2 separate regions of the Homo sapiens genome follow, and region 1 is linked to region 2. The links are chromatin loops, found by intact Hi-C in ENCODE. Cell type or tissue: mammary epithelial cell. All regions are shown on one strand. Links, peaks and the distances in the headings refer to the core of each region. The heading gives the core; the rest is flanking DNA. Region 1 overlaps UBE2R2 (ubiquitin conjugating enzyme E2 R2). Region 2 has its middle 53 kb from the start of PTENP1-AS.

What was found. A loop is a pair of places that touch in the nucleus more often than their neighbours do. Peaks named below come from ENCODE experiments on the same cell type or tissue, not always from the same donor. Only the 100,000 strongest peaks of a DNase experiment are listed, where the experiment ranks them.
Region 1: it touches region 2 in a loop (4-fold over the local background); 8 of 110 quality-filtered maps call a loop at or near these places.

Annotation. Positions count from the first base shown.
Region 1 is chr9:33,846,002-33,858,308 of GRCh38, forward strand. All of the region lies in intron 1 of UBE2R2 (ubiquitin conjugating enzyme E2 R2), which reads left to right. Among named protein-coding and RNA genes, the nearest start is that of UBE2R2-AS1, 33 kb to the left of the region's middle. In mammary epithelial cell, for the core only: a CTCF peak has its summit at 6,411 (motif pointing left); no DNase peak of the experiment used is centred there; H3K27ac peaks cover 1,333 bases.
Region 2 is chr9:33,618,183-33,630,489 of GRCh38, forward strand. It overlaps the pseudogene TRBV20OR9-2, the pseudogene ANXA2P2 and the pseudogene TRBV21OR9-2. Among named protein-coding and RNA genes, the nearest start is that of PTENP1-AS, 53 kb to the right of the region's middle. RefSeq lists an enhancer at 5,885-6,384. In mammary epithelial cell, for the core only: a CTCF peak has its summit at 5,966 (motif pointing right); DNase peaks (open chromatin) are centred at 3,089 and 5,979; H3K27ac peaks cover 1,692 bases.

The sequences.
Region 1 (12,307 bases), core at 2,973-10,972, 230 kb after region 2:
TGTAGTTCCAGCTACTCGGGAGGCTGAGGCAGGAAAATGGCGTGAACTCGGGAGGTGGAGCTTGCGGTGAGCCAAGATCACGCCACTGCCCTCCAGCCTGGGTGACAGCAAGACTCCGTCTCAAAAAAAAAAAAAAATACAAAAATTAGCCAGGTGTGGTGGCACGAGCCTGTAATCCCAACTTCTTGGGAGGCTCAGGCAGGGGAATCACTTGAACCCAGGAAGCAGAGGTTGCTCTGAGCCAAGATTGCACCACTGCACTCTAGCCTAGGTAACAGCGAAACTCCATCTCAAAAATAAAATAAAATATTCTAATTTTTTGCTACTATTTTCCCGTGAGTTAGGTACTGTTGTGTGATGAGTGTAATTTGGTAATGTCTATGAATAGTGTATTTTTTTTAGGATAGTTACATTGTCATTGCATAATAAAGACAATGCTTTGTCATCTAATTTGACAAAACATTCCTTGCGCCTAAAAGTATGACATTTCAAGTCCACTTTTCTCTCTCTCTCTCTTTTTTGGTTTTAATATGATGGGTTAAGCAATGACAATAAAAAATAAAATATCCCAGTACAGCATTATGTGTGGCTCTCAAAACGTTGTCAAATATAGCTACTATATCACTGTAATTTTGTAGTATATCATGCAGCAGTGTGAAGTGATGAGAACACCACATATGGTCTCTTGCAACTGCTAAACTCTGCCATTGTAGCATTAAAGCAGCCACAGATAAGTTATAAATGAATGAGTATGGTTGTTTTCCAATAAAACTTTATTTATTGAGTTTTATATAGTTTTTATGTGTCACAAATATTATTCTTTTGATTTTAACCACATATTTTCCTTAACAGTGTTTCTCATTTCTTCCTGAAGTGGTACTTTTATCTGAGAGATTTTCCTTCAGCTTAGTGAACTTTTAATAATTTTTATAGTGCAGATCTGCTGTCAACAACCCGTCTCAGTTTTTATTTGCCTGAAAACATCTTTATTTTGCTTTTTTTTTTTTTGAAGGTTTTTTTTTTTCTGGATATAAAATTATAGGCTGGGTTTTTTTCCCCCTTTCAGTACTATGAAGTTTTCATTTTATTGTTTTCTGGCTTTATTTATTTATTTGAGACAGAGTATCACTCTGTTGCCCAGTCTGAAGTGCAGTGGCATGATCTTGGCTCACTGCAACCCCTGCCACCCGAATTCAGGCGATTTTCCTTCTCTGCCTCCCGAGTAGCTGGGATTACAGGCATGCGCCACCATGCCCGGCTAATTTTTGTATTTTTAGTGGAGGTGGGGTTTCAGCATGTTGGCCAGGCTGGTCTTGAACTCTGGCCTCAAGTGATCTCCTGCTTCAGCCTCCCAAAGTGCTGGGATTAGAGGCGTGTGCCACTGCGCCCGGCCCTGGCTTGCTTAATTTCTTTTAGTAATGCTATTATTGCTGCATTTAAAGTAATGTCTTTTTTCTTTTGGCTGCTTTTAATATTTACTCTTTGTGTTTGTTTTCAACAGTTAAACTTTGATGTGCATGGGTGTGGTTTTCTTTCCTGCCTTTGGTTCACTGAGCTTCTTTATCTTTCATTAGTTTTAGAAAATTCATAGCCATTATCTTTTCAAATATTGCTGCTTCATTCTCTCTCTCTTCTTCATTAACCTACGTATAGTAGAATTTTTGACTATGTTCTGTGTGTCTCCAACACTGTGTTCTGTCCTTTTTGCCCTTGTTTTCTGTGCTTCAGTTTGGATTTGACCTGAAATTTTTTTTTTTTTTTTTTTTTTGAGACGGAGTTTTGCTCTTGTTGCCCAGGCTGGAGTGCAATGACGTGATCTTGGCTCACTGCAACTCTGCCTCCTGTGTTTAATCCATTCTGCTACTGCAGCCTCCCAAGTAGCTGGGATTACAGGCATGTGCCACCACACTCGGCTAGTTTTTTTTGTATTTTTAGTAGAGACAGGGTTTCACCATGTTGGTCAGGCTGTTCTCAAACTCCTGACCTCAGGTGATCCACCCGCCTCTGACTCCCAAAGTGCTGGGATTACATGCAGGAGCCACTGCGCCTGGCCTGTTGACCTGAATTTAAGTTAACTAATTCTGTTTTATACTGTCTATCCAATGAGTTACAGATTCTAGGTACTGTATTTCAGGTTTAAATTTTTAAAATAGTTTCCAGTATTCTGTTAAAATTCATTCCAAAAAGTCATTTCATAAATTCATTTTGTGCAATTTTTTCTTCTATTTTCTTTTAATATACTAATCATAGTCATTTTAAAGTCCACGTTTGCCAGCTCCAATATCTGAATCATCTGTGGATTTGTTTCTGTACTTTTTTCTCCTCTTATCAGTCATTCTCCCTCTTTCCATACTTCTTAATTTTTTAAATTGTATACAGACTTTGCATACAAAATAATCCTGGAGACTAAGATGATATCTTTCTCCCTCTTTCCTTTGCTAGGTAGATAGGATGTGGGGCTGTTCACCTCAAATCAGTCAAGGATTGATTTAGGTTGGGGCTGGGTTACAGTTTTCAAAAGACTTAGTATATCACCTCAGTTTCAAAAGACTACAGAAGATTGAATTCTGTCCTCTAGCTCTGACACCATACAGCTATAAAATCTTTTTTTTTTTTTTAAATGGAGTCTTGCTGTTGTAGCCTGGGCTGGAGTGCAATGGCGTGATCTCGGCTCGCTGCAACCTCTGCCTCCCAGGTTCTAGCAATTCTCCTGCCTTAGCCTCCCGAATAGCTGAGGTTGTTATAGGTGCCTGCCACCACGCCTGGCAGATTTTTGTATTTTTAGTAGAGACAGGTTTCACCAGGTTGACCAGGCTGGTCTCGAGCTCTTGACCTCAGGTGATCCAACCACCTTGGCCTCCCAAAGTGCTGGGATTACATGCATGAGCTACCACACCCGCCGAGTCTAATCTTAAAATGAGAAAGTTGTTTAATTTATCAGAGAACTACAAAGATAATAATAACTCCTGTTTAGGCCGGGTGCCGTGGCTCACGCCTGTAATCCCAGTACTTTGGGAGGCCAAGGAGGGCGGATCACCTGAGGTTGGGAGTTCGAGACCAGCCTGACCAACATGGAGAAACCTTGTTTCTACCAAAAATACAAAAATTAGCCGGGCGTGGTGGCACATGCCTGTAATCCCAGCTACTCGGGAGGCTGAGACAGGAGAATCTCTTGAACCTGGGAGGCGGAGGTTGCGGTGAGCCGAGATCTCGCCATTGCACTCCAGCCTGGGCAACAAGAGCAAAACTTCGTCTCAAAAAAATAAATAAATAAACTCCTGTTTATTGAGTGATTAATATGTGCACTGCTCTGTGCTGAGTAGGGAAATATCCTTATCTTTTTGTGTGTGTAGGTGTGTATATACACAAACATATATATGTATACCGAATATTTAAAGAAATATCTGTTATATATAGGTATATATAAAGAGATATGTAAGTAATATCAAACAACCATTAGTTACTTAGCTGTGTGACCCTGTGTAAGTTTCTTAAATTCTTTGTATTCATTTTCCTTATTTGTAATACAGGTTTGTTGATAATAACTGCCTCATAGGGTTGTTTTAAGAATCAAGAGTATGGATGGACGCCTGTAATCCCAGCACTTTGGGAGGCTGAGGCAGGCAGGGTGCTTGAGCTCAGGAGTTCAAGACCAGCCTGGACAACATGGTGAAACCTCATCTCTACTTAAAAAAAAAAAAAAAAAGTCAGGCGGTGTGGTGGCATGTGCTGCTAGTTCCAGCTGCCTAGGAGGCTGACATGGGAGGGTGACTTGAGCCCAAGAGGTGGAGGTTGCAGTGAGCCAAGCCAAGATCTTACTACTGCGCTCCAGCCTGGGCAACAGAACCAGACCCCCTCTTTGTATTTCTTACACCAACCCAATGAGACAAGTACCACTGACCCAATTCTATATGTATAGGAAACTAAGGTTCACAGGGAGTTGTCCAAGGTTTCAGTGATTAGTTTACATTCCTGGTTCTGCAGCCTATACAAGTTTGTCTGCCTATATCTATATTTTTTCCTGCCTCCAAAGCAGGTGACACTTGGATATTTACACAGAAATTTGTCAGGCAGTTGTTTGGTAAGAGGACCAGAGAAACGCACTGGGCTGGAGTCTGTGACAGAGTACAGCCTTGAGAGAAGTACGTGGGGCATGGCAAGCAGAAACTAAATATGCTATCAGAACAAGAATTTTGGAATTAGAGCACACAGTGGTATTCAGCTTGGCGTCCAGTAATTAGACCATTAAGGATTGGATTGAGGCTGAGGATCTAGAGCTCTAAAAATCAAGTCAGAATTTCTCTTAGGAGTTAGGGATGCCCAGATTCTGTGGATGTGTTTAAAGTGGCAGCAACTGCAAAGAGGATCGCTGCAGAGACTGGGCGTGAGGCTGCCATTAGTTGCTTCATTTCTCAGTCACCTGTAACCATTCTTCATTCCATGATACTAGATCTACTATTCCCTGATAAATCAGCTGAACAGACGAGCCTACCAAACTCATGGTTTGATGCCCTCTGCAATACCAAGTTTCATCTGTGTCCTTATGGCTGATAACTGACTTGCATATCTAGCTTCCCGACTTCTGGCTTAATCTTAACCTCTTAAATTTGCCTGCCCCTACAAATCCTGCCAATCGGGATTCCTTTTTGCCTTCATATTACTGATTTCAAACTTGTTTTGTTCCTTTTTTACATTTAATTGTTTATTTATAAAAATAGTTCACATATATAGTTTTAAGAGTAACATGTGGTGTAAGACTTACAATAAGGAACAATCAGTTCCCTACTCTTCCCCATTATTCACTAGCAACCCCTTTCAGCTCTTATAAAAATGGAGAGAAAGTGAGTCTTTTGTTTACTTCCTATGGTTACCTCCAGCATAAAGCCACACTTCAGGTGAGCCCTGCCCCCAGATGCAGTCACTTAGGCCAATATTTACTTAAACCAAATTTTTTGGTTATTGTTCTAGAGTTCAGTTCATAATCATACTTCTCATTAATACTTCTTAAACATTTTGGCCTTCCAGGCCTTTTCTTGCTTGTTGGTATGCATATGTGTATTAATTTCTTTTTACTTCCATTCCCACTTCTATTCCCCTCTGAATCCTTAGGCAAACATTGTAGTATGTTTGTTCGTATCCTTTGGTAGGCACTCTTTTTAAAAACAATTAAAATAAAAATTTTTAAACAACCACAAACTTACAAATTCAAAGAACTATTTTCCTGAACCATTTGAGGGTGAGTTGCCAACCTCTGATAGTTTCACCATTCCTCTGAATATTTTAAAGTGTATTTCCTACAGACAAGTGCATTCCACATCATTATAATTATTATCAACAATTATGAAGTTAATAATTCTCAGCCCCCATTTAGTTTTGTCAGTTATAATAATGTTCTTCATAGCAGAAGGATCTGGTTCAGAGCCAAGTATTTGCTTTTAGTTATCCTGTTTGTGTAGTCTCTTTCAGCCTGTAATTGTTCCTTAGTCATGTCCTAGACTTTCATGACCTTTATAGTTTCGGCAGTACAGGTCACTTACTTTGTGGAATCTCCTTCAATTTGGGTAAATTTTCCCTATGTTCTTTATATTCTTTTTAGGTGGTACATGATTTTGATTTGTCTCATTTCTGGTGATGTCCACTTGGGTCACTTAGAAGATGTTTGCCAAGCTTCTCCACTATCAAGTTACTTTTTCCTTGTAATTCATGAGTATTTTGTGAGGAGGTGCTTTGAAACTACATAAACATCCTATTGCTATTGAACTTCTAATTTATTCATTTATTTATATCTCAATGGACTCATCTCCTATTTCATTAAATGGGTAGTAATGGTATACATTCACATAAAGTGTGTTTTACATGCATGCATATTACATTGGCATAAATAGTATTATTTTAATATATAACTATATAAAAGTATTAAAATATTATCTACATCGAGAAAGTCATATCTAGAAGGGTCAGGATAATTATCTGATTGGTAGTAAGACTCCACCGTAATGAGATAGGTGGGGTTCAACATATTTAATTAGGCCGGGTGCAGTGGCTCAGGCCTGTAATCCCAGCACTTTGGGAGGGTGAGGGTGAGGACTGCTGAGACCAGGAGTTCGACATCAGCCTAGGCAACATAGTGAGACCCTGTCTCTACAAAAAATAAAAAACATTAACCAGGTGGGGTGGCATGTGCCTATAGTCCCAGCCACTTGGGAGGTTGAGGCAGGAGGATCGCTTGAGTCCGCGAGGTTGAGGGTGCAGTGAGCTATGATTGCACCACTGCATTCCAGCCTGTGTGATAGAGCAGACCCCATCTCAGAAACAAAATTTGATCACACTAGTGTTATTTCTAGCTGGCCCGGAGTTACAGGAATCCAGCTGCATGATCCAAATCTGACCTGGTCCTAGCTGTGGTTTGCTGCCACCTGGTGACAGTTGTCCACTTGAGTATAAATATAAATGGGGACAAATCTGGCTAAGACTTCCACACATTGGCAGCAATTTCAGGTATGGTTAGTTGATGCCAAGTTCTTTGGCACAATCCTGGGAGATTGGGCGAGGAGAATGCTGTGAATGAGAAAGACCCATTCTTTGCTTCCTTGCTTTCTAAGACAGGTGGCCTATTTTCTTCTTCTAGGCCTTGCTTTGCCTCTGTGAGGGCCATACTGAATGGTAGGTAACTGCGTTTACTGTTCTATTGATGATTTTAATTTTATCTTAAGTTTTCTTCATATTAACAAGTATGGGGCCGGGTGCAGTGGCTCAGGCACTTTGGGAGGCCGAGGCAGGTGGATCACTTGAGGTCAGGAGTTCAAGACCAGTCTGGCCAATATGGTGTAACCCTGTCTCTACTAAAAGTACAAGAATTAGCTGAATACAGTGGCGCACACCTGTAATCCCAGCTACTTGGGTGACTGAGGCATGAGAATTGCTTGAACCCAGGAGGCGGAGGTTGCAGTGAGCTGAGATTGCACTGCTGCACTCCAGCCTAGGCAACAGAGCAAGACTCTGTCTCAAATAAATAAATGAAAATTGTAATTAATTTTTAACAAAGGAAAAAAAAGCAGTTAAGATGGAAGGCCCAACTGTTTTAGCAGTAAGAGAAACCATGTGGATGATTTGTGTAGGAACTATTTTCCAGCACTTCAGAAATTTGTTTCAAGTATTTATTTAAGGCCTACTATCTGTACTTGGTTCTGAGTATGTAAAAATATTCTCTCTCCCTCTGTCTCAAAAAAAAAAAAAAAGATTCTCTCTTCTAAAGCAAGACTTACCTGGCTTTACCTTTTCTCTCTCTTTTTTTTTTTTTTTTTTGAGATGGAGTTTTGCTCTTGTTGCCTAGGCTGGAGTGCAGTGGTGCGACCTTGGCTAACTGCAACCTCTGCCTCCCGGGTTCAAGCAGTTCTGCCTCAGCCTCCTGAATAGCTGGGATTATGGCATGCACCACCATGCCCGGCTAATTTTGTAGTTTTAGTAGAGACGGGGTTTCTCCTTGTTGGTCAGGCTGGTCTCGAACTCCCAGCCTCAGGTGATCCGCCCGCCTTGGCCTCCCAAAGTGCTGAGATTACAGGTGTGAGCCACCGTGCCCAGCCTATCTTTTCTATTTTAATTCTATTACATATTCTTACCATTTTCAAATTTCTGCTGATTTATTTATCCATCCACAAACATCTTAATTCTTTCTAGATGTCAGACGCAGATGATTAATCACAGTCCTCAGTTTTATGGCCCATGTTGTCATTGGTCTGTGCAAGCAACCTTATTTTTGTTACTTCCTTCCAATTTTTTTTTTTTTTTTTTTTTTGAGACAGGGTCTCTCTCTGTCACCCAGCTGGGAATATTGGCACGTGCCACCACACCTAGATAATTAAAAAAAAATATTTTGTGGAGTCCAGATCTTGCTGTGTTTCTCAGGCTGGTCTCAAGCTCTTGGGCTCAAGCCATCCTAGCACCTCGGCCTCCCAAAGTGCTGGGATTACAGGCATGAGCCACTGCACCCGTCCCCTAATGGTGTAACTTTTTTATGAATTGTTTTAACTGTGTCCCACAAAATGTAGTGTTTTGACAAAGTTTCTTAGTTTCCTTTATTTTTCTTTTTAACACGAGTCACTTAGTATGTTTTAGTTTCTAAATATATTGGTTTTTTAACAAAACTCTACTTTTGATATTAATATCTAATTTCATTATATCATAGTTAATGTGATCTCTGTGATACTGGTTATTTGGATTTTATTGAGGCTTGCTTTATGGCTGTAAACGTGTACTTGAAAAGACTTCCTTCTTTATCTTTGCTGTGTACAGAGTTCTATATATTGTCTAATTGTTGAGAATTTTTTTTTTTTTCGAGACGGCGTTTCACTCTTGTCGTCCAGGCTGGAGTGCAATGGTACAATCTCAGCTCACTGCAACTTCCGCCTCCTGGATTCAAGCGATTCTCCTGCCTCAGCCTCCCAAGTAGCTGTGGTTACAGGTGCCCGCCACCATGCCCGGCTAGTTTTTGTATTTTTTTTGTAGAGACGGGGTTTTACCATGTTGGCCAGTTTGGTCTTGAACTCCTGACTTTACGTGATCCGCCTGCTTCGGCCTCCCAAGGTGCTGGGATTACAGGTGTGAGCCACTGTGCCCAGCCCAGAATTGTTAATTATATTGTTTAGATCTTCAGTACTTTTATTTTTTTCTACATGATTAGTTTCTGAGAAGGGAGTATTAAAATCTGCAAGTGCAATTTTTTTTTTTTTTTTTCCAAGACAGGGTCTCACTCTGTCACCCAGACTGGAGTGCAGTGGCATGATCACAGCCCACTGCAGCTTTGACCTCCCAGGCTCAGGTGATCCTCCCGCCTTAGCCTCCTGGGTAGCTGGGACTACAGGCAGGCACCCACCTCCACATTTTTTTATTTTTTGTAGAAGCAGTTTCACTATGTTGTCCAGGTTGGTCTTGAACTCCTGGGCTCAAGTGATCCACCCACCGTAGCCTCCCAAAGTGCTAAGATTATCACCATCAATGATGGGCATGATAGTTAATTCATATTAACATTCCTGGCCATGATAGTTAATTCATATATTTTTCTCTGCATTCTCTCATTTGTTACTTGACATATTTTGTTACTGTAATTTCTAGGTCACAAACATGCAGGCTTGTTTGTTATGGTTGTATCTTCTTGTTTTATTATTCCTTTTAGCAGTACATACTGCCCCTCATGGCATTTTTTTGTCTTGAATTTCATTTTATCAGATTGTTTCTTCAGCTTTCCTTCAGTTTATTTTTTTCCTGTGATATTTTTCTCTCATTTTTTGTGTTTTGTAGATAACATTGTTGGATTTTGGAACAGATGGACCAAGAACTTAAAATAAGCATGATAATATGTTTAAGAAACTTAGGAATTCAGAATGGTATATTTTATCTGGTTTTTGTCCATCTTTGATACAGTTGTATGTACTCTTTGAGTGATTAATTATTTTGGTTCATGAGTTTGTTTTTCCTGGGGTTTTCAGCTACTCTGTTTGGTTATGTATATTGGGGAAATAATGGAAATCCAAGTTCGATTCAAGTTCTTGTCTGCTTCTGAGAGGAGGGTGATCCCCAGGCAACACAAAATCAGCATTGATCATTCCTGATTGCTGTCATTTTACCATGTAACAACACTGGACACAGTTGTACTTTGAAACTCCTAGACAGTAGTGGAAGGAGACCTTCTTTTAAAATTATAATCTACCAGCCAGGAAACTTGTAAGAGGAAAGGCTGGAACAGTGGATGCTGAGGATGGCCAGTCAGCCTGCATCTGTTTTCATTGAAACCTTACAGCTAGGCAAGGTGCCTCATGCCTGTAATCCCAGCACTTTGGGAGGCCAAGGTGGGCGGATCACTTGAGCCCAGGAGTTCGAAATCAGCCTGGGCAACATGGCAAAACAAAAAATAGCTGGGCATGGTGGCATGTGCCTGCAGCCCTAGCTGCTTGGGAGGCTGAGGTGGGAGGATTGCTTGAGCCTGGGAGGTTGAAGCTGCTGTGAGCCGAGATTGTGCCACTGTACTCCAGCCTGGGTGATAGAACCTGCCTCAAAAAACCAAACAAAACCTTATACTAGCAGGGCTCTTACCCTGTCCTGGTTTTACCGTGTACACACTTGGCAAGCAAGGGACAGGGAATGATTTTCCCAAAGCATAAATGGGTGAGAACCAAGGACAAAATGTAAATGCTTTTTTTCACCCTTCCCCACGTAGCCCTCCTACTCCCGGTCAGTCCTCAGCAAAGCATTATTTTCTGAAGTTTTTTATTTACTTGTATCAATGTAATACTGTATGTATATGTAATTTTAAAAATTAAAAAACTATTAATACTAGGCTTATGATGTGAAACAGTAGTTTCTTGCTTTACCTATTCCCTCCCACATTTCCTCTCTCTAGTCTTGTTTGTTTTCTGGTACATTACTTACCACTAGATTTCTAAATAGTGTGCTCATATTGCTAGTTAATGATTTTTAAATTTTTAGCATTTTCTATTGATTTACTATTGTGGAACATGAGTTTAGCTCTTTCATACCACTCAGCCTTACCTTTACCACCATTTTCCCTTCCTTTATCTTTCCCATTATAGTGATAGCAATATCAAGTGTTTATGTTATTTTAACTATATATAAATACTATGTTGACTCTTCTCAGTTGTGTATGATTACATTACCTTTCTTGGAAAATCTTTTGTTTTTCCTGAAGTTTTCTTTTTTTTTTTCTTTCCATTTTATGTTGTTTCCTTTGTCATTCTCATCTGTAATTCCAGATTTTCTATTAGAACTGTAAAACCCCTTTACTTCTGTCCTTCCGTCCTTCCATCCATCCATCCGTCTGTCCGTCCTTCCATCCATCCATCCGTCTGTCCGTCCTTCCTTCCTTCCTTTCACTTTTTTTTTTTTTTTTTTTTTTTTTTGAGACAGAGTCTCATTCTGTCACCCAGGCTGGAGTGCAGTGGCTCAATCTCGGCTCACTGCAACCTCCACCTCCTGGGTTCAAGTGATTCTCCTGCCTTAGCCTCCCGAGTAGCTGGGATTACAGGCGCGTGCCACCAGGCCAGGCTAATTTTTGTATTGTTAGTAGAGACTGGATTTTGCTGTGTTGGCAGGCTGGTCTCTAACTCTTGACCTCAGGTGATCCGCCCGTCTGAGCCTCCCAAAGTGCTGGGATTGCAGGCATGAGCCACCCTGCCTGGCCCCTTATGAGTTTATATGCTTTTTTTTTTATTCCCCTTACTGTCACTTTAGTAGGGTTTCAGAAGACAGTAGAGATGAGTACTTATGTTCATTCTAATGTTAAACTGAAATTAGTGTTGACTTTTATTTATTTATTTATTTTGAGATGGAGTCTCACTCTGTTGCCCAGGCTGGAGTGCGGTGGCACTATCTCAGCTCACTACAACCTCCACCTCCCAGGTTCAGGCTGTTCTCCTGCCTCAACTTCCCAAGTAGCTGGAATTACAGGTGTGCGCCACCACACCTGGCTAGTTTTATATTTTTAGTTGATGGGGTTTCACCATGTTGGCCAGGCTGGTCTGGAACTTCTGACCTCAGGTGATCCACCCACCTTGGCCTTCCAAAGTGCTGGGATTACAGGCGTGAGCCACCGTGACCAAGTGTTGACTTTTAAATTTTAAATTAGAAAGTGTTACTATGATAAACTATACTTGAAAGTCATATTTAGTTATCTGTAGGTTAATAACGTTACTGTAGAATAATGTAGCTGTGTGTGTGAAAGAGTGGCTGATTAGACTGGCATGGTTAACCTTTATGCTTTTAAGTATATAGAAATTGACAGATTGTTGAACGGCATGTGAACTGTTTTGCCTATAGTTCTTTGAGAGTTTATTGTTCATTTGTCCTTTTTTCCCCCTATTTCTTTTTTCAGCTAAGCTTCTTAAGATGGAAGTTGTTCCTTAATAATGGCTAAAGCCCTATGGGAATATGTTCTTTCATTTATTACAATAAGTTAGAAAGTCCTTATTACTGTAAGGCCAAGATGCTAACTTTATGAGGCACCAGTTTCTCCTAATGGAGAGTTTTTTCCCCCACCTCACAGAATAATCGCATATAATAAAAGCTAATTTACCCACTCCTGAAGGTAAAATACTTACTCACTTTCACATATCTCTATATAGTACATTACTGGATGATGTAAATAACAATTCTCTTTTGTTGTATCCTGAAGTACCCTAGAATCTTCTCAGGAAGAGTAAGTTAGATTCCGAAAGGTAGCTTGCCATTATCAAAAGATAGTACTCCATACTCTACTGTCTCAGGAGAGACAGGAGACACCTTCTGTCCCGTCTTT
Region 2 (12,307 bases), core at 2,317-10,316:
TCTCTGGCTTCTGTTTCAGCAGGCTCCGGGCTTAGTGCTGTCGTCTCTCAACATCCGAGCAGGGTTATCTGTAAGAGTGGAACCTCTGTGAACATCGAGTGCCGTTCCCTGGACTTTCAGGCCACAACTATGTTTTGGTATCGTCAGCTCCGGAAACAGAGCCTCATGCTGATGGCAACTTCCAATGAGGGCTCCGAGGTCACATACGAGCAAGGCGTCAAGAAGGACAAGTTTCCCATCAACCATCCAAACCTGACCTTCTCCGCTCTGACAGTGACCAGTGCCCATCCTGAAGACAGCAGCTTCTACATCTGCAGTGCTAGAGACACAGCGCCAGGAGGGGATCAGAGACCGCGGCAAGAACCCCTGCAGCTGCTCCTCCACCCCAGCAGGCCCACTGAGTGCTGAGAAGGGAGGCGTGGAGAATGGAAAACCACAGCTTTCCTGACTGAGACATCTGGGAGTGTGTGTGCAGGGGGTGGGGCAGGGGATGGGTAGGGGGAGAAAAAGAAAAGAAGCACTGTGAGTGTGGAGTATGGAGGAGGTGTAGTGTTTGAGACCCACGAAATGGCAATAGAGTTGGGCCTAAAGAGGTAAGTGAACATGGAAAGTTCCCTGAAAATTATAAAACCTAGAATTTTGCCCTGACTCTGCCACATTAGTCATGTGTTCTTGAATAGATCTACATATAATCCTAGAGGTACATATGAAGACAGTTGTATAACCACTGTGTACTTCCTATAATAAACTTCAGCAATTGGCTCTCTTTCTTGTCATCATGCTGGGCTCTCAAGACAAAGATAACCAAGAGGCAGCCAAGTAGAGAGTTATGCATGAACACATTACCTTAGGGGAGGATGGCAACAGCATTGAATAGCATCCACTCCAAATTTGTGTTCTGTCCTCCTTGGACCAGGACCACGAAAATAAAATCCTATCACATTTCCTGTAAATGTTGAATGCCATCATGTTCTCCACGGTGTTTCAGTTGATGAATGAACAGGGTAAGACTCGGTACAAAGGGAGGGGAGCACCTCTATGCCTAGGTACACACCATACGGAACGTATCCCTAGGGAAGGTGCTGGTGACCTGGCTCCTGGGAAAGGTGTCAAGGGAAAGAGGGGGCAGAGGTACCTAGAAGGAAGACCTCAGACAACATGGCTTGTCTAAAGAGTTGGAAAGTTCTGCCAGTAGCTAGAAGACAGTAAGTGGAACAGTGAAAATCCTTTCCTAGGAGAAACCAAACATTTACATTGACCACAAATCTGTATGAGCCAATAGAAAATGAGCAAAACATATGATCATACATTTAATAGAAGAAACATGTATGACCAATAAACATATAGAGATATTTTACTTCATTGATGATCAGGATCCAATGATACATAGCTTTATATCCACTTGATTAGCAAAATATAAAAAGTCTAGAAATATAAAATGTTAGCGAGGGTATGGATTCATAGGATTACTTATAAATTACTGATGGGAGCATAAGTACTATAAACCACTGGGAAACAGTTCAGCATTATCTCACAGTTGAAGATTCCTATATCCCATGACTCAGCAATTCCACTTCTAGATTTACATCAGGAGAGGCTCTTGCATACATGACTCAGCAATTCCACTCCTAGGTTTACATCAGGAGAAGCTCTTGCATACACATATCAGAAGACATAAATACAAAAGTGTTTTCAACAGCACCAAACAGTAGAAAAACATGGCACCAACCCACATATGCACTGAAAAGAGTGAATGAATAAACTGCGGCATATTCATATGAGTCAAAATGAATGAACTATAGTGAAGAGCAAGGTTATAGGTGAATCTTAGCAATATAATAGCAAATGTAAAAACTAAGCCTAATGAGATGATGCAAAGTATAACGTGCTTTTCATAAAGCTAAAAACAAGTCAAGAAAGTAATTTTCAGGACTAAAATATATTAGATCAAATTATATTGAAAAGAAAGCAAAGACCACTTGTATGCTGCAGCCTACCTTATCAGCTCATGGGAGCTGACTGTATACATCTTTCCCAACTCCAGTTTTAGTGACATCATTTTGTTAGCTTGAAACTGGCCATAGTGAGGGTATTTACACTACAGAAATCAGCAAACACAACAAATTACGCTTTGCTTTATTTTCCTCCAGAGAGTTAGTTGTCAACCCTTTACCAACACACTACTGGCAGGGAATAATAATGACCCAAGTTCAGGATTTTTATAAGGCTGGGGCATGGCAGGAGATAGAATGAGAGAGAACTACACAGCTATACATTTAAATATTCTAAAGGTCTATCTTGCATAATGTTGAGGAGGAGATATTTTACAAGTTCCTATTATGTTTTTAAATAAGTAATTATTCATTGACAAGAAAGTCCTGTGTGTTATTAACCACAGGTTAAGATAAATAAAATTGTATGCATATAGAATCAAAAAGAAGAGAAAATAAAACAAATAAATGAATAGATTAGAGTTCTTACAAGAAAAGGATTAAGAACATTTTATAGTCAAAACCAGGAGTGAAATAGCAGTGGGTCACCTGCTACCATCCTCATATAGACATCGGCTGCTGAACTAATCACAGCGGACAACCTACCACCCAACAGACCTGGACCCTTGTCAACCCCTTTGCAACAGAGAGCAGGGGTTTAGACACTAAGGGTGAACGTGAAAGCATGGAGATGACGCCTGGCCCCTGACCAAGGTGGAACTGCCTGGAATAAGATGGGAGCAAATTCCGCAGTGGACACGCTGCTGCTTTTCATCTCCACTATGACCACGTGCTGCTGGTGGTTAAATACCCCACCTGGGTTCAGTCACCTCAGACTGTGCCATTGTCACTGAACTCAAGGACCCATTTTAATTGTAGCCTTTTACTCTGTTCGTGCTTTCAGCCTGGAGAACAGAGCTAGTAAAATTCTTTTAAAATATTCCACCGCTTCACTAATGGCATGGAAAAGACAAGAGCTTTTAAGGCTCTGGCATGAAATAGGGAGACAGTTGTTACATTCCTATTTCATGCAGTCACTATTTCCCTCTACATTAAGCTGAGGAGTGTAGTGTTTCAGTGACATTTAGCATGGAACAGTGCTGGGTTCAGACCTGCCTTTCCCAAACAAGCTGACTTGTCAGGACACAGCCCACTGCCTACCTACATTACCTTAGGAAAGAAGACAACAGCGTTGAACAGCATTCAGTCCAAATTTGTGTTCTGTCTTCCTTGGACAAGTACCAACAAAATGAAATCCTATCACATTTCCTATAAATTTTGAATGCCATAAACTTTTCATGAGCAATTCTTTTTGGAGTGTTGGACTTTCTGTTCTGATTTTATATTCTACTCTTTGGGCTTTGTTGTACTTGAAATCAAGTTCACCTTTCAGAGGCAGTGATGGGTGAGGTAAGAGATAGACTCTTACATCTTCCTCCCCAACACACACACACACACACACACACACACACACACACACACACACACACACAGAGGCACTGTGTTTCCCAGTAACGGAGAAGCCATGGGGAGAATTTCAGAGGTTTTTTTTGAGATGGAGTCTCGCCGTGTCGCCCAGGCTGGAGTGCAGTGGCACGATCTCAGCTCACTGCAAGCTCTGCCTCCCAGGTTCACACCATTCTCCTGCCTCAGCATCCTGAGTAGCTGGGACTACAGGCGCCCGCAACCACGCCCGGCTAATTTTCTGTATTTTTAGTAGAGACGGGGTTTCACCGTGTTAGCCAGGATGGTCTCGATCTCCTGACCTTGTGATCTGCCCACCTCAGCCTCCCAAAGTGCTGGGATTACAGGCGTGAGCCACTGCACCTGGCCAATTTCAGAAGTTTTGAGGGAGCTAGGGTTTTCTAATTCTTCTATATCCTTGGATATCTCCATTCTTAATGTCAAAAATAATCTCTGGAGCTGGTTCCAGGAGTCTCAACCCATTTGCTACAGTACATGCACCATCTCAGGTGTCCAAAGGTGAATATTTGATTAACTACTTCACAGCTTCATACCCCTGCTGCTGTTTTTCCATTCTGGAATGTGGAAAGCAGTGTGACTCCTATTAACTGACCAGTAGTCAATTTCAACTACCCATAAATATGTGAGTGTCTTGTATCTGTAATCCCCTATCTGGTGCCATTTTTGGAAACCAGTTAAGACTCTTTTATCCTAAAAAAATGAACTATGTTGCATTTCTGGAAAGTAATTATTGATGAAATACTCCCTGGAGAGTCTGAAGCCCCTGATATTGTATATTTAATGGTTATCCTCCTTTTAATAAAAGGTATGGGAAGAAATTTTAAATATTATTCCTAAATACCTTACATCGAGATGAGCTAGAGTTAATTAAGTGGGACGAGGGATAATGAATTCGAGGGCATTTAAGAAAGATTAAAGAACCAATGCAAAATGTTTTAATCAGGAAAGAAATTGGTGTGTTTAATGACAGAAAAGAAGTCAGCAGCATGGCAGGAGCTGGGGGGAGGTCGGTGAGTACAGGGCAAACTTGAAGAAGGCAGGAAGGCATCAGACCACTCAGAACCTTACTGGTCAAGGTAAATTATACAGAATTCAACATAAAGCTTAACAGGAGACACTGAGGTTTTCAACATTTGACTTCTGTAGTAATCAGATTCGTGGCTGTGTATCTGTGTATTTAATCACCCTGGTCACAAAGTGAAGAAATAATGGACTGTGCAGGGAAGACAAAATGTTACCTCTTCCCTCTTAGGGTTTTTCGGCTGGGCCTGAGAATGGAACAGATTAACAGGAGGAAAGCATACACATGTATTTAATATAAGTTTTACATCACATGAAAGGCCCCATAATTAAAGGAAGACCTGAATATGCAGTTAGAATTCAATACTCATATACTCAGTTGGGCAAAGAGTCATACATTGTGGAAAGGTGAAAAAGGGGCTTGGGCTAGGGTTGCTGGTTGAATGGCAAAGTGACTAGGAAGGTGAGGGTTAGTTTAACAAGCTTTTTTGGTATAGATTCCTTGGCCTCAACATCATCCCCTCCTACCCTTCATGTTAAGAATGTTCTTTCTTTCTGGTATAGATAAGACATCTTTTATATGGGAGGCTTATTCCATTTTTCAAGAAGAAAAGGGGAAGGGTCAGAGTACTCTTATACCTGCTATTGTCTTTAATGACTCTAGCTCAAAATAATCCTTATGCCAAAGTGGCATATTTTGGGCGGAGGGTTGGGGGCTTATGCTGCCACCCTCCAGCAGTGTGGACAGAGTTGATGCGGAGAAAAAAGTTAGCTCAGGCAAGCAGTAGTTTAGCTGGGATAATGATGATGGTGTTAGAAATATGGGGAAAATGAGACATTTAAAAGGAAGAAAATCAAAGGACTTGGCAATTGATTAGACATGAGCAGCAATATGCAGGGGGTGGGGGGTGGTGATTAAGAGACTGCGACAGACAGACAAATAAGGAGGACCAAGTGGGAAGAAGATCAAGATTTACTTTGAGATTGGGAGTGCCTTTGGGACAGTAATCTAAACAAGAATATGCAGGGAGCAGTTGGATGTACAAGTCATGGACTCAGAAAATGGATCTGGATAAGAAGTACACCTTTGGGACATTTAGCATCACTGGAAGAATGAAAGTGCCTCCAATCCCTTGATATAGAGTTTACAATGAAAAAAGCAGAGAACATAGGATAGAGATTTAGGCAGCACACCTGCCTTGGGGGACTATAAAAGGTTGAGGGAGGCAAAATGCACTGATAAACCACCATCGGCATTAGACTAATGGCTGAGTAATTGTGTAAGTAATTGCTAGTAATAATGCTGTGGAGTACGTGCCTGGTACCACACCAAGTGCTGCTTTTTTCTTAATTCCGCTCTGATACTTGGGATGCCTCCCTGCTGCCTCGCTGCGGGGCGGGCCACTCCCCACCCAGGCAGGCCGAGGCAGAGCTCAGCGGGCATCGGATGAATTCGCCCCTTTGACCACTAGAGGGTGATGTGGATCTTTCTGTAAAATATCTGCTGCTCATCAAGTGCGGACTCAAGAGCTTCACCTGTGTTCAGCATTTGGGGACGCTCTCAGCTCTCGGCGCACGGCCCAGCTTCCTTCAAAATGTCTACTGTTCACGAAATCCTGTGCAAGCTCAGCTTGGAGGGTGATCACTCTACACCCCCAAGTGCATATGGGTCTGTCAAAGCCTACACTAACTTTGATGCTGAGCGGGATGCTTTGAACATTGAAACAGCCATCAAGACCAAAGGTGTGGATGAGGTCACCATTGTCAACATTGTGACCAACCGCGACAATGCACAGAGACAGGATATTGTCTTCTCCTACCAGAGAAGGACCAAAAAGGAACTTGCATCAGCACTGAAGTCAGCCTTATCTGGCCACCTGGAGACGGTGATTTTGGGCCTATTGAAGACACCTGCTCAGTATGACGCTTCTGAGCTAAAAGCTTCCATGAAGGGGCTAGGAACCGACGAGGACTCTCTCATTGAGATCATCTGCTCCAGAACCAACCAGGAGCTGCAGGAAATTAACAGAGTCTACAAGGAAATGTACAAGACTGATCTGGAGAAGGACATTATTTCGGACACATCTGGTGACTTCCGCAAGCTGATGGTTGCCCTGGCAAAGGGTAGAAGAGCAGAGGATGGCTCTGTCATTGATTATGAACTGATTGACCAAGATGCCCAGGATCTCTATGACGCTGGAGTGAAGAGGAAAGGAACTGATGTTCCCAAGTGGATCAGCATCATGACCGAGCGGAGCGTGCCCCACCTCCAGAAAGTATTTGATAGGTACAAGAGTTACAGCCCTTATGACATGTTGGAAAGCATCAGGAAAGAGGTTAAAGGAGACCTGGAAAATGCTTTCCTGAACCTGGTCCAGCGCATTCAGAACAAGCCCTTGTATTTTGCTGATCAGCTGTACGACTCCATGAAGGGCAAGGGGACGCGAGATAAGGTCCTGATCAGAATCATGGTCTCCCGCAGTGAAGTGGACATGTTGAAAATTAGGTCTGAATTCAAGAGAAAGTACGGCAAGTCCCTGTACTATTACATCCAGCAAGACACTAAGGGCGACTACCAGAAAGCGCTGCTGTACCTGTGTGGTGGAGACGACTGAAGCCCGACACAGCCTGAGCGTCCAGAAATGGTGCTCACCATGCTTCCAGCTAACAGGTCTACTAAACATACAAAAGTTTAGCCGGGCGTGGTGGCGCTCGCCTGTAGTCCCAGCTAGTCCGGAGGCTGAGGCAGGAGAATGGCTTGAACCCGGAAGGCAGAGGTTACAGTGAGCCGAGATCATGCCACTGCACTCCAGCCTGGGCAACAGAGCTAGACTCTGTCTCTAAATAAATAAATAAATGTAAGGGGCGCGGTGGCTCACGCCTGTAATCCCAGCACTTTGGGAGGCCGAGGTGGGCGGATCACCTGAGGTCAGGAGTTCAAGACCAGCCTGGCCAACATGGTGAAACCCCGTCTCTACCAAAAACACAAAAAATTAGCCGGACGTGGTGGCGGGTGCCTGTAATCCCAGCTACTCGGGAGGCTGAGGCAGGAGAATTGCTGGAACCCGGGAGTGCAGTGAGCTGAGATCATACCATTGCACTCCAGGCAGCTGGGCGACAGGGTGAAACTCTGTCTCAAACAAAAAAAAAAAAGTTTGAAATAAGTAAAGATATACAACATGATCATGAAAAAGTGAATCCAATAATCCAATAGTAAGTTTATTTTAATTTCTGCAGTATTATCTATATATTCAATACGACAGTAATCAAACTACAAAATATTTATTTCATGAAATTTGGCATATAATCTACAACTAAGTGAAAAAGAAGAACAAAAATAAGCATTATTTAAGAAGGACAGAAAGTGACGTGAATTGCTCTACCAATTATCAAATTATGTTATCACTTAGGATAATGAAAGAAGCGTGATTGGCCGGGCGCGGTAGCTCACGTCTGTAATCCCAGCACTTTGGGAGGCCGAGGCAGGTGGATCAGGAGGTCAGGAGATGGAGACCATCCTGGCTAACACAGTGAAACCCTGTCTCTACTAAAAATACAAAAGAATTAGCCGGGCATGGTGGCGGGCGCCTGTAGTCCCAGCTACTCGGGAGGCTGAGGCAGGAGAATGGCGTGAACCCGGGAGGCGGAGCTTGCAGTGAGCCGAGATAGCACCACTGCACTCCAGCCTGGGCCACAAAGCCAGACTCCGTCTCAAAAAAAAAAAAAAAAAAAAAAAAGAAGCGTGATTAAACAGGCAAATGGAAAAGAGAAAATGAAAAATAGGTCCATGAATATATAGGAATTTCACATATGATAGAGGTGTTATTGAAGCTATATGGAGGAATTATGTAATATACAATAAGTTATTCTGGAACAGGTGGTTATCCATACAAGGAAAGATGAATTTAAACCTTACTTCACAATATATGCTAAAATAAATCACAAGTGGATTAAATGCTTAAATGCAAAATTCAAAATGTTAGGTGTTTTGGTAAATAATAAGGATTATATCTTCATGAATTTGGGCTATGGGTTTTTTTTATATAAAGAATTTAAAAACATGTTCACCCCAAATAAAAGAATAATGCATTCTACTAAATTAAGAAATCCAACAAAAAGTAGCACAAAGAGAGTAAAGACATAAACCACAAACTGGAAAGATATTAGGAACACATATAGCTGACAAACGTTGGGTATCCAGAGTCTATAAAATCTGTTACAAATAAATAACAGTTAATCAACCAAAAAGAAATATGGACAAAGGGCAGTTTACAGCAACACTGGTGGCCTATAATATATAAAATATGTTCAACCTTCTTAGCAACCAGGAAGAAGCAAGCTAAAACTATATTGTACCATGAGATAATATTAACAAACTAGACTGGCAAAATTAAAAGTATATTAAATAGCAAGTGTAGTCCTAGATGTGGAACATTTGAACACACTCATGAACTGTTGGTGGGATCATTTATTTGGCTTAATCACTTTGGAAAGCATTTTGTTATGTTATGAAGTTGACATGCTGACTTGAAGACTCAGTCTTTACATTGCCAGGTATGGCAACAATCTTCCACCTAGGTAAGCAGAGACATGTTCAAGAATACCATACTGTTTGTAGCAGCACAAACACCCAGGGAAAAATTAGTGTGTATTAATTCAAGAATGAATCAATTCTAGCCAATGAATATAACGTAATACTAGATAGCAATGGAAGTAAATTGTCTAGATTATGTGTCAACATATTATCACAGACCTAATGTTGAATGAAAAAATAACATTACAGAAAAATATATAAACTAGCTGATTCCTCTTAGACACATTTCAAAGACACACAAAATTAAATACTACATAATTTACAGATTCTTGTGTAAATGCTACAGACTATAATGCAAAGCAAGTGAATGACAAATTTAAACTTCAGTTTACATCTACCTGGGCATGATGGAGAAACAATGAGGAAATCTAAAAGAGTAACATGGACTGAGAAATTTTCAGCAATAATCTAACTCTTAAGCTGATTGGTTCAGGCAAAGGTATTCATTTTATTGCTTCTATATATGCATTGCATATTTGTCATAAATATTGTTCTGTATAGTTCAACATTTAATTCTTTAATGTAGCCGGACGCGGTGGCTCATGCCTGTAATCCCAACACTTTGGGAGGCTGAGGTGGGCGGATCACTTGAGGTCAGGAATTCAAGACCAGCCAGTGACATGGTGAAAGGCTGTCTCTACTAAAAATACAAAAATTAGCCAGGTGTGGTGGTGGGGGCCTGTAATCCCAGCTACTCAGGAGGCTGAGGCAGGAGACTGCTTGAACCCAAGAGGCAAAGGCTGCAGTGGGCCGAGATCAAGCCACTGAACTCCAGCCTGGGAGACAGAGCAAGATCCGTCTCAAAAATAAATAAATAAATAAATAAGAAAAAATTACTTAATGTAAAGCTGCTGCTATGTGATTTTATAAGTGTGTCAAAAGCTACTATCTGTAAAGACCGAGTTGTATGATTCCTTACCTGAGATGGAAGGGAGGAGGGGAAGAAGCAAATTGACAAGTTAAAAAAGTAAACAGAGTGTAAATTAGTTCAACCATGTGGAAGACAGTGTGGCGATTCCTCAAGGATCTAGAACCAGAAATACCATTTGACCCAGCAATCCCATTACTGGGTATATACCCAAAGGATTATAAATCATTCTACTATAAAGACACATGCACATGTATGTTTACTGCAGCACTGTTCACAATAGCAAAGACTTGGAACCAACCCAAATGCCCATCAGTGATACACTGGATAAAGAAAATGTGGCACATATACACCATGGAATACTATGCAGCCATTAAAAAGAATGAGTTCATGTCCTTTGCAGGGACATGGATGAAGCTGGAAACCATCATTCTCAGCAAACTAACACAAGAACAGAAAACCAAACACTGCATGTTCTCACTCATAAGTGGGAGTTGAACAATGAGAACACATGGATACAGGGAGGGCAACATCATACACGGGGCCTGTTGGGGGATGGAGGGCTAGGGGAGGGATAGCATTAGGAGAAATACCTAATGTAGATGATGGGTTGATGGGTGCAGCAAACCACCATGGCATGTGTATACCTAATGTAACAAAACTGCACATTCTGCACATGTACCCCAGAACTTAAAGTATAATAATTTTTTTTAATAAATGTATGAGTGATTTTACTTAAAAAAATAGCAAAACAGTGAGTCACAGAAAAAAAAAACTAAAAGCAGGCTGAAACTTACACTATTTTTAACAGCTAAAACAAAGCCTGCCCTCCTACATTCTCTGAAATTGAAATGATTCTGTCCCATGTACAGAGCATCTACAAAGGCTATGGGAAGTGATCACATCACAAGCAGGTTGCTGACGGGGGCGGGGGGAGCGGGCGGAGCGGGTGAGGAAGCCTTACAGAAAAAGCTACCACCACGATTTCTGTCTGAGCCAACCAGGTGCCTCAGACTTCTCTGCTGTGTGGCCCTTTCTTTCTGGGGAGCAGGTAAGTCCCTGTTCTGAACTGGTGAATTCCAGTTCCAAGACTCTCTCCTGTGGCTGCAGTATCAGGCTCCCTCCTGGGCTTTTTTTCCTTCCTCCACAGCCTCCATGGACACCAAGGTCACCCAGAGACCTAGATTTCTGGTCAAAGCAAATGAACAGAAAGCAAAGATGGACTGTGTTCCTATAAAAAGACATAGTTATGTTTACTGGTATCATAAGACGCTGGAAGAAGAGCTCAAGTTTTTTATTTACTTTCAGAATGAAGAAATTATTCAGAAAGCAGAAATAATCAATGAGCGATTTTCAGCCCAATGCCCCCAAAACTCACCCTGTACCTTGGAGATCCAGTCCACGGAGTCAGGAGACACAGCACGGTATTTCTGTGCCAACAGCAAAGCCACAGTGCCGAATGTTAGCCCTTCTTAGAACACAAACTCATTATGGACCCAGCTCAGGAAATAAGTGTATGTCAGGTTGGTACACACTATAATAACAGAAAGCCAACTTGAAAGACAATAAATCAGAAGGAAAAACTTGTAAATAACAGCTCTAAGTGAGCAAAAAACAAAGGGGGAGGGGTACTTAAAACAGCTGATGGGGACAAAACCCCAGGGAAGGAAGCAGAAGGCATAAAAAGCTCGGATTCCTCCGTGTTCAGGATATTAGTTAAGATATACTAAGTTACCTTCTGTCTCTCTTTTCATATGAGCTTTAGGGATTTCTAACAATCTTTATTTAAAGAATGGGATTCTGTGCTTTTCACTTGGTAAAGCTGTGAGTTCAGAAATAAGAATAAGCAAATCAACTGTGTCTTTCAGGTAGACCCTGATCATCTGACCCAGCACATTTCCTTGAACTAGAGACAGACTCTAAAGGGCTTTTTGACTGCTTCTCACAGCTCTTCCTGCCATAGAAGTTTAGTAGGAACCATTAGCAATTCCCACCCTCTGGAATGTTACAATCACAAAAATTTTTAAAGCACCTTTATTGAGACATAAGATACATGTAGAATACGTAGGCAATAAACATATGCAACCGATGCAACAAAACCCACCCTCATTGTAAGTGTATACTTCAACAAATTTTAACACATTTTTATACCCATGTAACCATGATGACAATCAAGATACAAAACATTTTCATCATCTCAAAAAGTCCCCCACATCTCTTTATTGAGGTCTCGTTAATTTCTCTCAGCATTGCTTTGTAGTTTTTATTATACAGATCTCATACATATTTTCCTAAATTTTATTTTAATAAATTATAAATGTACTCAATAAAAATATTCTCTGCCAAGAT